Regions from separate parts of the Homo sapiens genome. Here region 2 is linked to region 1. Evidence: chromatin contacts called from ENCODE Hi-C or POLR2A ChIA-PET data. All regions are on one chromosome and are shown on one strand. The core of a region is the stretch at or near the end of the contact, and the rest is flanking DNA. Distances in the headings are between cores, read along the strand shown. Region 1 holds the start of TSPAN9 (tetraspanin 9). Region 2 holds the start of ITFG2 (integrin alpha FG-GAP repeat containing 2).

Region 1 (6,769 bases), core at 1,934-4,433:
CTTCCAACTGTCAGCCCCTCAGAGGCACTGAGGCATTCACCTCTGAATGTGGTGAAGGAGAGTGAGCAGTGAAGCCATTTTCTGGGCTATTGCTGAGGGATTTCTTCTAAGATTTCATCTATCTCTAAGACTTCAGAATTCCATTATTTCAGATTTGCTCTAATTAATTAATTAATTTGAGACAGAGTCTCACTCTGTCACCCAGGCTGGAGAGCAGTGGTATAATCATGGTTCACTGCAGCCTTGACCTCCTGGGCTCAAGCAATCCTCTCACCTCAGCCTCCCGTACAGGCATGTGCCACCACGCCCATGCACACCTGGCTAATTTTTGTATTTTTAGTAGAGATGGGGTTTTGCCATGTTGGCCAGGCTGGTCTCGAACTCCTGGGCTTGAGTGATCCACCTGCCTTGGCCTCCCAAAGTGCTGGGATGACAGGTGTGAGCCACTGTGCTCCGCCTATCTTTTTTTAAAGGGCAGGAGGACTTTGGGAGGCCAAGGTGGGAGGATTGCTTGAGGCCAGGAGTTCAAAACTAGCTTGAGCAACATAGTGAGGCCTCTGTCTCTACAAAACAAAACGAAAACGAAAACAAAAACAAAAACAAAACAAACAAAAACCCCAATTAGCTGGGTATGGTGGCATGCACGTGTGGTCCCAGCTACTTAGGAGTCTGAGGTTGGAGGATCCTTGAGTCCAGGAGTTGGAGGCTGCAGTGAGCCATGATGGCACCACTGCCCTCCAGCCTGGGTGGCAGAACAAGTCCCTGTCTCAAAAACAACAAAACAAAACAAAAACCAAAAAGGGCAGGAGGAAGCTAGCATTTGTAGAGCAGTCACCACACATCACATGTTGTGCTTTTACTCCATCATCTTGGTCAGCCCATCAACCCTGTGGAATTGGTTTTTTTTTTTTTTTTTTTTTGAGACAGTCTCGCTCTGTCGACCAGGCTGGAGTGCAGTGGCACGATCTTGGCTCACTGCAACCTCCGTCTCCCAGGCTCAAGCAATTCTCCTGCCTCAGCCCTCCGAGTAGCTGGGATTACAGGCATGTGCCACCACACCCGGCTAATTTTTGTATTTTTAGTGGAGACGGGGTTTCACCATGTTGGCCAGGCTGGTCTCAAACTCCTGATCTCAGGTAATCCACCCGCCTCGGCCTCCCTAAGTACTGGGATTACAGGTGTGAGCCACCATGCCCATCCCCATAATTGGTATTCTTATGCCCCATTCCACAGGTGAGAAAACAGGCCTGAAGAGGTCCCAGCCGATAAAAGCAGAGCCAGGATTCAGACAGGTGTGTCTGGCTCCCAAGCCCTGCGGCTACTCCCTCACCAGGCTGCGTCCAATGGTCTGCCAGTGAGTTGGCTTGCTGGCAGACAATCCTAGTATATCTCTTTCCCTGTCTGAGACCCAGTTTCCTTTTCTGGGTACATGTACCCAACTCTGCCGCAGTGACTGGAGAGATTGGGGCTGGTGGGGGTTCCTTGGGAAGACTTTGTTATAGGGGCATTGAACAGGGCTTTGGATGAAGCAAAATGTAGAAGGAGAATATTTTCCTTGTGGGGAAAGGGAGATCAGAAGGAAATGGGTTATGGGTTTAGTCTAATAGACAAAAACAAGGTTGCATGTGTGTGACGGAAAGGGGCCCAGAAGATGAGTGGAAACTTCCAGTCTAATTAGCAGAAAGCAAAAGTGACCCTAGTGATTATAGCCAGGTTTTAAAAACTTGTCCCCAGTCAAGCTTAGTGCAATGGTAGGGCACGTGGGAAGCACAGCATACAGTTTCTTTAAAATTTAAAAAAATTTCACTTTTAAAGACAGGGTCTCCCTCTACTGCCCAGGCTGGAGTACAGTGGCATGATCCTAGTTTACTGCAGCCTCCAACGCCTGAGCCTCAGCCTCCGGAGCAGCTGGGACTACAGGGGTGTGCCACCACACCCGGTTAATTAAAACATTTTTTTTTTGAGATGGGGTTTCCCTATGTTGCCCAGGCTGTTCTTGAATTCCTGAGTTCCTGAGCTCAAGCAATCCTTCCACCTGGGCCCCCCAAAGTCCTGGGATTACACGCGTGAGCCACCACACCTGGCCTAGAAGACATTTTTGATGACAGTAATGATGAGAAGAGATGGCGTTTTAGTGCTCTTTGGAAACAAGTTTAGGCCTTCTAGCTTTAAGAATCCGGGCCTATAATCCCAGCACTTTGGGAGGCAGAGGCAGGAGGATGGCTTGAGCCCGGGAGTTTGAGACCAGCTTGGGCCCAGGGAGACCACCGTCTGTACAAAAAAAATCAAAAACTTCGCCGGACGTGGTGGTGCGCGCCTACAGTCCCAACTACTCTGGAGGCTGAGGCGGGATCACTTGAGCCCGGGAAGTCGAGGCTGCAGTGAGCCGTGATCGCACCACTGCACTCCTGCCTGGGCAACAGAGTGAGTCCTTGTCTCAAGAAAAAACAAAACAAAACAAAAAGCAAAAAACACATAAAATCCAGGCCTGAAAAAGCGCCCGGGCCAGACATGCCTAGCTGGAGTTTCTCCTGCCTTAGCGCACCCCTCAGGCACACGGTGCCCTGTAGTCGCCCTTGGAGGCCGCCAGCTCCTGGGGAGGCATGGCCCTTTCTGCGGGAGGTGTCTCAGGCAGGCTCCAACACACACCCGCGCTGTCAGCATCTCGCACAGTCCGCCCGAAACACCAGGGAAGGGGTTCGTAGGTGTGGGGGTGGGGTGGCGAGGCCAGGCAGCCTGGCGCGAGGGAGAGAGCCGAGGCCTGGGCCAGGAAGGCCCTTGGGTGCCGTGTGGGCGCAGAGCCCAGGAGAGCGCACTGCCAGGCCCGGACCTCCCCGCCCCTACCCCGGGAAGAGGCCCGTTCGCCGCAGGGGGAAGGCGGGATCATAGCACCTCGGAGGAGCGGCCGGTCCGGGCATGCGGGCGGCGGGGCGGGGAGGGAGGCTTCCGGAACCCCGAGAGAGCACCCGTGCCTCGCGGGCCCCGTGCCCCGTCCCCGGGCTCCCCTTCCTCTAACGCAGGGGACCCAGCCCGGGGCAGTGCCGGGCACTGGCGCTGGCGCCCCGCTCAGCCCTGCGATCCTTCTCCGCCCCGCCCCTCCCCGCTCCGCCCCGCCCCTCCCCGCTCCGCCCCCGGGCCGCCCCGCCCCGCAGGCTCGCCATTCCCGGGCAGGCCCCGCCCCCTGTTTCCGCTGGCGGCGGCGGCGGCGGCGGTGCCGGAGCGCGAGCAGAGCGGAGACCCCCAGGTCCTGCGGGCGCGGTGAGTGCGGCCCGGGCGGCGGGCGGCGAGGCGGGTCTCGAGAGCGTGCGGAGTCGCGCGGCCTTGAGCCGGCGCCGGGCGGGCTGGGCACCCCCAGGCCGAGACCCGAGAAGGGGGAGCGGCCGGGGGCGCCCACGGGAGGCAGTGTGGGCAGGGCGGCGGTGGGACGAGAGGACGAGGAACAGAGTAGGCGCCGTGCGGGAAGCGGGCCGGGAAGGGGAGGGTGGGTGCGGGGCCCGGGCACCGAGCGAAGTGGGGTCCTCCAGGGGATGGCTCCGAGGAAGACCGTTTCAGAAAGGGAGTAACCCGGGGCCGGCAAGGGTTTCCGACTGTGTGACCCCGTGCACCGCTTGGGACAGTCCATACAAGGACCCCAGAGAGGGCCAGGGGGCCTTCGGGCAGGGCTGGGATATGGCCTGCAGCCCCCCGGCACCCGCGACCGCTCCCTGGGCCACTGCTGGAAGATCAGCACTCCGAGTGACAGGACTCTGGCACATCCCGAAGTTGGAGATCTAGCCCATCTGTGCATTCAAGTTTGGGACTTCAAAAAACTTTCTTGTGGTTTTTAAAAAAAGATCCAAACAAGAAACCGGCTTGTTGTTGTAAGAGCAATATTTGTACTTGTACATCTTGGAACTGGAGTCTTGGATCTCCTCCCTCTTTGAAAAATATACGAGTCACTGCTTCATCTTCCCCCAAATGCCTGTTTTGTCTGGGGAAGCTTGGGCTAGTATGGGATCCCCTGAGCTACCTTTTTCTCGCATCACCAAAACGGGGGGTAAGAAGGCAGGGGCTTACCTGCCTTACCTGGTAACTCTTAGTTCAGAGACCCAGTCTCTCATTATGTGCGCGTGCCCTTCTGACCTGCAGCTGTCCTTTTCCCTGGGGTGACTCAGGTATTTCCTCCTCCAGGAAGCTTTCCTGGACTAGTGGAGAAAACTGAAGACTCATGCGAGGATCCCTATATATACCTGCCAGCTCCCTTCTCTTTACTGAAAATAGCCACAGAGAATGTTGAATATATGCTTTGCTATAGAGATACGCAGCCAGCTTGCCATCATAAGTAATGGGGAGGGGAGGAGAGGGATTATGGATAATTTCAAACAATAGCCTGGACAAATCATTTATATTTAGCTAAGGAATGCAGCCAGAGAGGCAGACAATTACACCGGCTTCCTACCCTCGGCTTGGTCCTGGCATGGCTGATGCAGCTGGGCTGTGGGTTGGAGGGAGAGGATTGGGGTAGATAAAACTTGAAGTGTAATTCAGTTCTACTCTCACTCACTGAAGACGCCCTGTGTGCAAGTCCCTGAACAGGTGAGAGTAGGATTTTTTTTTTTTTGGTCTGGTTTAATCAGATTTTAATATTCTGGCAGAGCTTTTTAAACCTATGAACAGATATTTAATATTAATAACAATAACTAGTGTTGATAAAGTAATTTATAGTTGGCCAAGTTTTTTCTATGCACGTTACATTAGCTGTATATAATTTTATTTAATTCATACGTAATCTTGTGAAATTTGTTACTTTTTTTTTTTTTTTTGAGACAGAGTCTCACTCTGTTGCCCAGGCTGGAGTGCAGTGGCAGGATCTCAGCTCACTGCAACCCCCGCGTCCCAGGTTCAAGCCATTCTCCTGCCTCAGCCTCCCGAGTAGCTGGGATTACAGGCGCGTGCCGCCACGCCTTCTAATTTTTGTATTTTTAGTAGAGATGAGGTTTTGCCATGTTGACCAGGCTGGTCTTGAACTCCTGACCTCAAGTGATCCACCTGCCTTGGCCTCCCACAGTGCTGGGATTATAGGCGTGAGCCACCGCATTGGCTGAAGTTTGTTACTTTTAATTGCCTTCTTATAGGTTAAGAAAATGATACTCAGAGAGAATAAGTATCTTATCTAAGGTCACAACACTCATTAAGTGAAAGAAGCAAAACTTGAACCCTGGCTTCTGACCTTCCTGCCTTGTGCCATCTATTCTGCCATCTGCCTCTCTGCCCTTCTTCTATTTTATTTATTTATTTTTTTCTGAGACAGACTTTTGCTTTTGTTGCCCAGGCTGGAGTGCGATGGCACTATCTCGGCTCACTGCAACCTCTGCCTACTGGGTTCAAGTGATTCTCCTGCCTCAACCTCCCAAGTAACTGGGATTACAGGTGCCCGCCACCACACCTGGCTAATTTTTGTATTTTTAGTAGAGATGGAGTTTCGCCATGTTGGCCAGACTGGTCTCAAACTCCTGACCTCAGGTGATCCGCCTGCCTTGGCCTCCCAAAGTGCTGGGATTACAGGCATGAACCACCGTACTTAGCCCCTTCTTCTATTTTTTTTTTTTTTTTTTAGAGACAGGGTCTTGCTTTGTTGCCTGGGCTGGAGCACAGGGACACAAGCAGCTCACTGCAGCCTCCAACTCCTGGGCTCAAGTGATCCTCCCACCTTAGCCTCCCGAGTAGCTGGGACTATAGGTACAGGCCCCATGCTCAGATAATTAAAAAAATTTTTTTTTTTTTTTTGGTAGAGACAGGGTTGTGCTATGTTGCCCAGGCTGGTCTCTGGTCTTGAACTCCTGGCCTCAAGCAATTCTCCTACCTTGGCCTCCCAAAGTGTTGGGATTACAGGCGTGAGCCACCACGCCCAGCCCCTTTCCTCTATGTTGAGCCTTGTCTTCACCTGGCACCACCTATTTGTGCAACCTTGGGCAATTTACCTCCTCTTTCCAACTCTCTGTTTTGGTGGTATATTGGATTAGAAATATTCTAGAGTCTCTTCCAGCATCAGATAATTAACAGTGTAAGATATTGGCAGCCACTCAATCAATTAGGAAGTGTGCTTTATATAAAAAATTCTAAAATTGTGGTTAAAAAAACACTGAATGTAAAATCTTTTTTTTGTTGTTGTTGTTTTTGAGATGGAGTCTCACTCTGTCGCCCAGGCTGGAGTGCAGTGGCATAATCACAGCTCACTGCAACCTCCGCCTCCCGGGTTCAAGCAATTCTCTGCCTCAGCCTCCCCAGTAGCTGGGACTACAGGCGCCCGCCATCACCCTCGGCTAAATTTTGTATTTTTTTTAGTAGAGACGGGGTTTCACCATGTTGGCCAGGCTGGTCTTGAACTCCTGACCTCATGATCCACCCTCCTCGGCCCCAAAAAGTGCTGGGATTACAAGCATGAGCCACCGCGCCTGGCAAATGTAAAATCTTAAGTGTACATTTTAACCATTCTTAAATGTACAGTTCAGTAGCATTAAGTCTATTTACATTGTTGTGCGACAGCTCCAGAAATTACCTTGTAAAACTGAAGCTTTAATATTCTTGAAACAACTGTTTCCCCCTCCTCCCAGCCTCTGGCAGCCACTATTCTGTCTGTTTAGTGTGCTTTATTAAGCTCCTGCTGTGTGCTTAGTAAATGCTGACCTTGAGGAATTAATCGGGAGAGTTGTGGAGAAGCAGCCCAGCTTAGGTGGGAAGCCCTTGAACCTGGGGTGGCTGGAGGGAGTGCCCCCTTTTCGCAGGCCTG
Region 2 (6,769 bases), core at 4,270-6,769, 260 kb before region 1:
GGTCTCGAACTCCTGACCTCAGGAGATCTGCCTGCCTAAGCCTCCTAAAGTGCTGGGATTACAGGCGTGAGCCATTGTGCCCTGCCATGCTATACCAATTTGAGAGGCAAAGTAAGAGTGAATGGTCTCAGGGATGATCAAGAAAAAGCAATGCCTTTGTGAATGTCAAGGGTCCTGTGGCTAGAAGAGAGGATCAGCATGTATATTCTATATTCCATTGGATCTTCAGTCTCCTGTTTTAGAAGTGCATCAGACATAAACTGATTTGTATTTTTTTAGGTGAAATTCACATTTTTAGGTGAAACAAAGTTAACCATTTTAAATTCAACAGTTTGGTGGCCATTTAGTCTTTACAGTGTTAATCTAGTTCCAAAACGTCTTCCTCATTCTTTGTGTTTTAACCCTGTCTCCTAATGTTTAAGTGACACAGTGACAGTGAACTTCTCATCCATCAGTAGTCTTGAGCAGACAATCCTGATGAGTTAGTTCTAGGATTAAAGCGTCCCAGAGTTGGTGGTGCATTTTAACAGGGGCAAACTTGAGGAAGGCAGTGAGACTTAGTAGAGCTCTGAATAACAGCATTTCACCCGGTGCAGAGCTGCCCCACACTACTCTGCCAGTTTCTAGGACAAAAAACCTAACTTTTCCAACAGTTTAATATGCTAAGGTGTACCATGAATGAGAGAGGGGAGGGGGAAATGGTGATATAAGCCAAACCAAGCCCATTGAGAAGCCATGGACCCTGCCCCCAAGGTGGTGAGGCTCTGGGCCTCATGTTTTGAAAGATACTTGGAGACCCTGTTTCTTACCTGGGCACCCTGGGCAAACACAAACCATTCTGTCTACTGTTGGAGGATGAAGTACACAAAGAATCTTCCTAGAAATGCTTCCCACTGGCTGGGCGCAGTGGCTCACGCCTGTAATCCCATCACTTTGGGAAGCCAAGGCAGGCGGATCACGAGGTCAGGAGATCAAGACCATCCTGGCTAACACGGTGAAACCCCGTCTCTACTAAAAATACACACACAAAAAAAAAATTAGCTGGGTGTGGTGGCGGGAGCCTGTAGTCCCAGTTACTGGGGAGGCTGAGGCAGGAGAATGGTGTGAACCTGGGAGGTGGAGCTTGCAGTGAGTCAAGAGCGCGCCACTGCACTTCAGCCTGAGCGACAGAGTAAGACTCCATCTTAAAAAAAAAAAAAAAGAAAGAAACGCTCCCCACTTAATCCCCCCATCCCCTCCTATGGAGATTTCTATTGTTTGTAAAGAATATGCCACTCATATAACTGTATCCATGTCACCTAACCAGGAAGATACCCTAATTAGACAGTTTTGGGGAGCAAGACAAAAACCAGCAGAAAGAGTGCTTGGCTTAGACAAGATGGAGTTTAGATGGTGCCCAAAGAGACCTAGCAACCTTCCAACTAGAAAGGGGCCAAGACCAGGAGTGCTCTTTGTGGAGCCAGGGATCTGTCCATATGGCTTGACAATGCCTAGTCATACAAAACACTCACTGGACTTAAAGTAACTGATGCAAGGTGGGGAGAGGCACAGGCATGGAAGGACTTCACTTGTGCCCTATTTCTTGGAGACCTATCTTTCCTGCCTAACTTTATTTGGCTCTCTTGACAAAAGCCAAAAAGTGTGGTATAGAAGTTGTGATCATACGTCTAGGCATGGTGGCCTGTAATCCCAGCACTTTGGGAGGCCGAGCACTTTGATCACCTGAGGTCAAGAGTTCAAGACCAGCCTGGCCAACATGGTGAAACCCTGTCTCTACTACAAAAAAAATTATCTGGGCATGGTCGTGGACACCTGTAATCCCAGCTACTCGGGAGGCTGAGGCAGGAGAATCGCTTGAACCCGGGAGGCGGAGGTTGCGGTGAGCCAAGATCGCACCATTGCACTCCAGCCTGGGCAAGAAGAGTGAAACTCAAAAAAGTGAAAAAGAAGGCCAGACACAGTGGCTCACGCCTGTAATCCCAGCACTTTGGGAGGCTGAGGTGGGTGGATCATGAGGTCAGGAGATTGAGACCATCCTGGCTAACACAGTGAAACCCATTCTCTACTAAAAATACAAAAAATTAGCCGGGTGTGGTGGCGGGTGCCTGTAGTCTCAGCTTCTCGGGAGGCTGAGGCAGGACAATGGCGTGAACCCGGAGGGCAGAGCTTGCAGTGAGCTGAGATCGTGCCACTGCACTCAGCCTAGGCGACAGAGCGAGACTCCATCTCAAAAAAAAAAAAAAGTAAAAAAGAAGTTGTGATCATAATTACATGACCTTCATGGCAAACATATTCTACAATTAAAAACAGACACCCCGTGTCACAGAAAGATCCAGACCAAGAAACCCAAATGATGAGGAAGATAAAACTAAGGCACTGGGGAATCCTGGGTTGGGGTCTGATCTTAGATAACTGGGTCAGGCCAAGGCACCTGATGAAAGAAGCTGGGTGATCTCATCTCTTGTTCTGAGTTATTTAGTAATATATTTTTTTAAAACCACTTCAGAGGCCGGGCGTGGTGGCTCATGCCTATAATCTCAGCACTTTGGGAGGCCGAGGCAGGCAGATCACAAGGTCAGGAGTTCAAGACCAGCCTGGCCAATATGGTGAAACCCCGTCTCTACTAAAAATACAAAAACAATTGGCTGGGCGTGGTGGCAGTCTCCTGTAGTCCCAGCTACTCAGGAGGCTAAGGCAGGAGAATCGCTTGAACCCGGGAGGCGGAGGTTGCAGTGAGCCGAGATCGTGTCATTGCACTCCAGCCTGGGTGACAGAGGGAGACTGCCTCAGAAAAAAAGAAAGAAAGAAAGAAAAAACCATTTCAGAGGTAAAGTTTTTTTTTTTTTTTTTTTTTTGGAGACAGAGTCTCACTTTCACCCAGCCTGGAGTGCAGTGACACCACCTTGGCTCACTGCAACCTCTGCCTCTTGGGCTCAGGAGATCTTCCCGCCTCAGCCTCCTGAGTAGCTGGGACCACAGGCATGCACCACTATGCCCAGCTAATTTTTGCATTTTTGGTGGAGTCATGGTTTTGCCATGTTGTCCAGGCTGGTCTTGAACTCCTGAGCTCAAGTGATCTGCCTGCCTCAGTCTCCAAAAGTGCTGGAATTACAGGCATGAGCCTCCACAGCCAACCTAGAGGTGAACATTTTGATACTGGTTTTGGTTTTCCCACCCCTTAAAGGCCTAATATGAAGCTTAGGATTTGAACTAGGATGAGAGAATAGAGATGGGGTAGAACACGGGGTGAGGGAGCATGCAACTGCTCTGTAAATGAGAAAATGTATTCAAAGCACCAGGAATACCTGTGGGACCCAGTGCCTTTTAATGGACCTGGCCATCCCACAGTACACAACCAGAAATATGAACTTGTAACACAGTTCAGCTTCAGAATATATCTGCAGTCTCCAGTATTTGTCCAGACTTCCTCCAGTTTACTGTTCTGACCTGCTGTTCTTTCTTACCTGGCTGTCAGATCCACTGGGACATCTAGGAAAAAATCTGCCACCCCCTTCCCCCAAGAAAAGGTCTTGCCCTCCAGCCTCCTCCCACTATGTACAGACATAGAAAGTAGGGACAAGCCGGGCATGGTGGCTCACGCTTGTAATCCCACCTACCTGGGAGGCTGAGACACAAGATCTCGAGCCTGGGAGGCGGAGGTTGCAATGAGCCCAGATCGCACCACTGCACTCCAGAGCAAGACTCTCAAAGAAAAAAAAGAAAGAAAAAGAAAAAAGGGGCCGGGCGCAGTGGCTCACGCCTGTAATTCCAGCACTTTGGGAGGCCGAGGCGGGCAGATCAAGAGGTCAAGAGATCAAGACCATTCTGGCCAACATGGTGAAACCCCGTCTCTACTAAAAGTACAAAAATTAGCTGGGCGGCCGGGCGCCGGTGGCTCATGCCTGTAATCCCAGCACTTTGGAAGGCCGAGGCGGGTGGATCACGAGGTCAGGAGATCGAGACCATCCTGGCTAACACGGTGAAACGCCGTCTCTACTAAAAATACAAAAAATTCTCCTTGAGTGGTAGCGGGCGCTTGTAGTCCCAGCTACTCCGGAGGCTGAGGCAGGAGAATGGCTTGAGCCCGGGAGGCGGAGCTTGCAGCGAGCCGAGATCGCACCACTGCACTCCAGCCTGGGTGACAGAGCGAGACTCCGTCTCAAAAAAAAAAAAAATTAAATTAAATTAAATTAAAAATTAGCTGGGCGTGGTGGCGCTCGCCTGTAGTCTCAGCTACTCGGGAGGCTGAGGCAGGAGAACTGCTTGAACCTGGGAGGCAGAGGTTGCAGTGAGCCGAGATTGCGCCACTGCACTACAGCCTGGGCAACAGAGCGAGACTCTGTCTCAAAAAAAAATAAAAATAAAAATAAAAAAAAAAAAGATAAAAAGGAACAGCCCCTGGTCCAAAATCCCAGATAAGGTAGAATCATTTTTTTTTTTTTTTTGAAACACCAAGTGCGAGTCAGCCTGGGTTTTTAGACCTAAATCTAAAAATGTATTGAACACCTGTATGATTTCATAAATATTGCCCTGATTGACGAGGCACCCCAAAGAAAGGCAGAACTGGATTCAACATGGAAAGAAAGTATCCCAAGAAGCCAGCCATGAGAGTGACAGTCCCATCTGTGCTACAAGAGTAAGGCTACTGAGGTTGAGATGCAAGAGCTTTGTGCTGGGGGGCCACAAGACAGAGCAGATCCGGAATCCAGGCAACCTTCACTTCCAGCCTGAAGACTCTCCTACGAACTATGATAGTAAATGATGGAGAGGCCCTAGGGTTTGGGATCAAACAATTCTGGTTTGAGCACGCACCCCGCCCCACAATCCTTCCTTCTGCCATTTTACTTAATCTTGCTGAACCTGTTTTCCTCAGCCAAAAAAAAAAAAAGCTCGCATAGTGGCTGAACTAATTATGTGAAATATGTGAAATGTGCTTTGCAGCAGGTGGCTTTTAAACTATTGACCAGAAAACACATACACTGAAAAAAAAAATTTTTTTTACATTATAAGCCAGTATACACATATAAGTATATACAATTGAAACAAGAGTTTCACAAAAACTGTACTTACCTTACTACCTGGGAGTCACTTGGTATATTACTATTGTATTTAATTTTTTATATGCTGATTGCAACTCACTACATTGTTTTCACTCCTAATGGGTAGTTTTTTAAAAACACTTTTCAAAACCATGCAATTATCAGTTATTACGAAGATTAGTAAGATTCTCAGGAATGGTCTGATGGCTAGGAATCTTCATTGCCAGGGAAACAAAGGAAAAAGGTCAAGGTTATTAGGTCAAGCCCTTGGGAGCCCTGTTGCCAAGGGAACAGATCGACCCCCGTCAGGGTTGGTTTACCCACGGTCTGCAGCCCTGTGGAGAAAAGGAGTGGCCCGTGGGCCTGTCACTCACATCAGAGTTGGGAAGCCCGCCTCCAAGCCCGGAAGACCCGCCTCCTCTGTAAGGTTAAAGGAGGAAGAGGCAGAGATTGGAGGTTCAGGCAGTGACGTAACTTGCTGCCTTAGGTGGCCTTCCGCTCTGGCGGCTGTCGCGACGGGGGTTCAGGGAATATTTACTGGGCCTCTCCGCTCCCTCTGCTCTTGGAGGTGCCATGAGGTCAGTTAGCTACGTGCAGCGCGTGGCGCTGGAGTTCAGCGGGAGCCTCTTCCCGCACGCAATCTGCCTCGGAGACGTTGATAACGATACGGTAGGTGCATGCGCACCGCAAGAGACAGCCTGGATCTGTGCAGGGACGGGGCAAGGGAAGTGGAAGAGGCCGCCCGAGCGTGCCACGTGAGCGTGAGCATGCGCGCTGTGGCTAGTTTGGAGCGCTAGAGAGAAAAACTTTATTGATAGCTTCAGTGTTCGTGGTTGGTTTTGTTCCTTGGGAGGTTTTGTTTGTTTTTTGAGACAGGCTCCGTCTGTCACCCAGGCTGGAGTGCAGTGGCTTGATTTCGGCTCACCGCAACCTCTGCCTCCCGGGCTCGAGCGATTCTCCTACCTCAGCCTCCCAAGGGGCTGGGATTACAGGCGCCCGCCACCACGCCCGACTAATTTTTGTGTTTTTAGTAGAGGTGGGGTTTCACCATGTTGGCCCAAAGTGCTGGGACTACAGGCCTGAGCCATCGTGCCCAGCCCTTCTCGTTTTTTAAATAAATTACCACAGGTCAAGCAGGTAAAACAATGCCTGGCACACAGTTTAGTGCTCACTTAAGTGTTAGTGGTGGTGGTGGTGGTGTTAGTATTTTATTCTGTTTTTCTGCAAATCTTTACTGAACTGCTCATTATGCACCAAGGACTCTGCTACATTCTAGGAATTCAAAAATGAACGAGAGAGTTCCAGTCCTCAGATAGCTCATAATCAAGCTGTGTAATAGTCACCGGATAATAAAATGTAATGAGATGCATTGACTAAAGTATGGAGAGGATTCTCCGGTGGAGCATTAAAGGGAATAGTGTCTGATGCTCTTTTTTTTGCAGACTTTATCTTTTCATTTATCATCTATTTCATAGTTCTAATGCAAAGCACTGTATTGCCCCCTTCTACCCTCTGCCCTATCTTCCTACTCGGCCTCCCTGCTTCACAGTTCCTTAACTGTCCTGTACTTATTTCCCACCGCCCCCTAGTGCTGTGATGCAGAAGGTATCTTATGAGGCCTTTTTTGGCTCTACCCTCTCTGGGGAGGAAAGAGTTATTCTCATAAATTTGTGTTATGTTTTCTGGGCTTTCGTGTTTCTTCATGAACTGCCAAGCAGTCCAATTTTATG

Evidence for each region. A loop is a pair of places that touch in the nucleus more often than their neighbours do. ChIA-PET counts read pairs that join two places held with the same protein, here RNA polymerase II (POLR2A). Pooled maps may share reads with other maps.
Region 2: a loop to region 1 is called in a map of naive thymus-derived CD4-positive, alpha-beta T cell, with 16 times the contacts of the local background. The contact joins the promoter of ITFG2 here to the promoter of TSPAN9 in region 1. A Hi-C loop is called at or near these places in 1 of 168 maps with a recorded cell type or tissue (naive thymus-derived CD4-positive, alpha-beta T cell) and 8 of 50 pooled maps. POLR2A ChIA-PET finds 5 or more read pairs at or near these places in 2 of 52 experiments (BJ and H1).

The regions. Positions count from the first base shown.
Region 1 is chr12:3,074,196-3,080,964 of GRCh38, forward strand. It overlaps TSPAN9 (tetraspanin 9), which reads left to right and starts at 3,184. Exons shown (of 9, transcript NM_006675.5): 1 at 3,184-3,258. RefSeq lists silencers at 2,690-2,739, 2,790-3,289.
Region 2 is chr12:2,807,149-2,813,917 of GRCh38, forward strand. ITFG2 (integrin alpha FG-GAP repeat containing 2) reads left to right here and starts at 5,520. Exons shown (of 12, transcript NM_018463.4): 1 at 5,520-5,708. The coding sequence starts at 5,613. It overlaps ITFG2-AS1 (ITFG2 antisense RNA 1), which reads right to left and starts at 5,776. Exons shown (of 4, transcript NR_146317.1): 1 at 5,414-5,776. RefSeq lists enhancers at 5,067-5,816, 5,547-5,796 and a silencer at 5,347-5,436.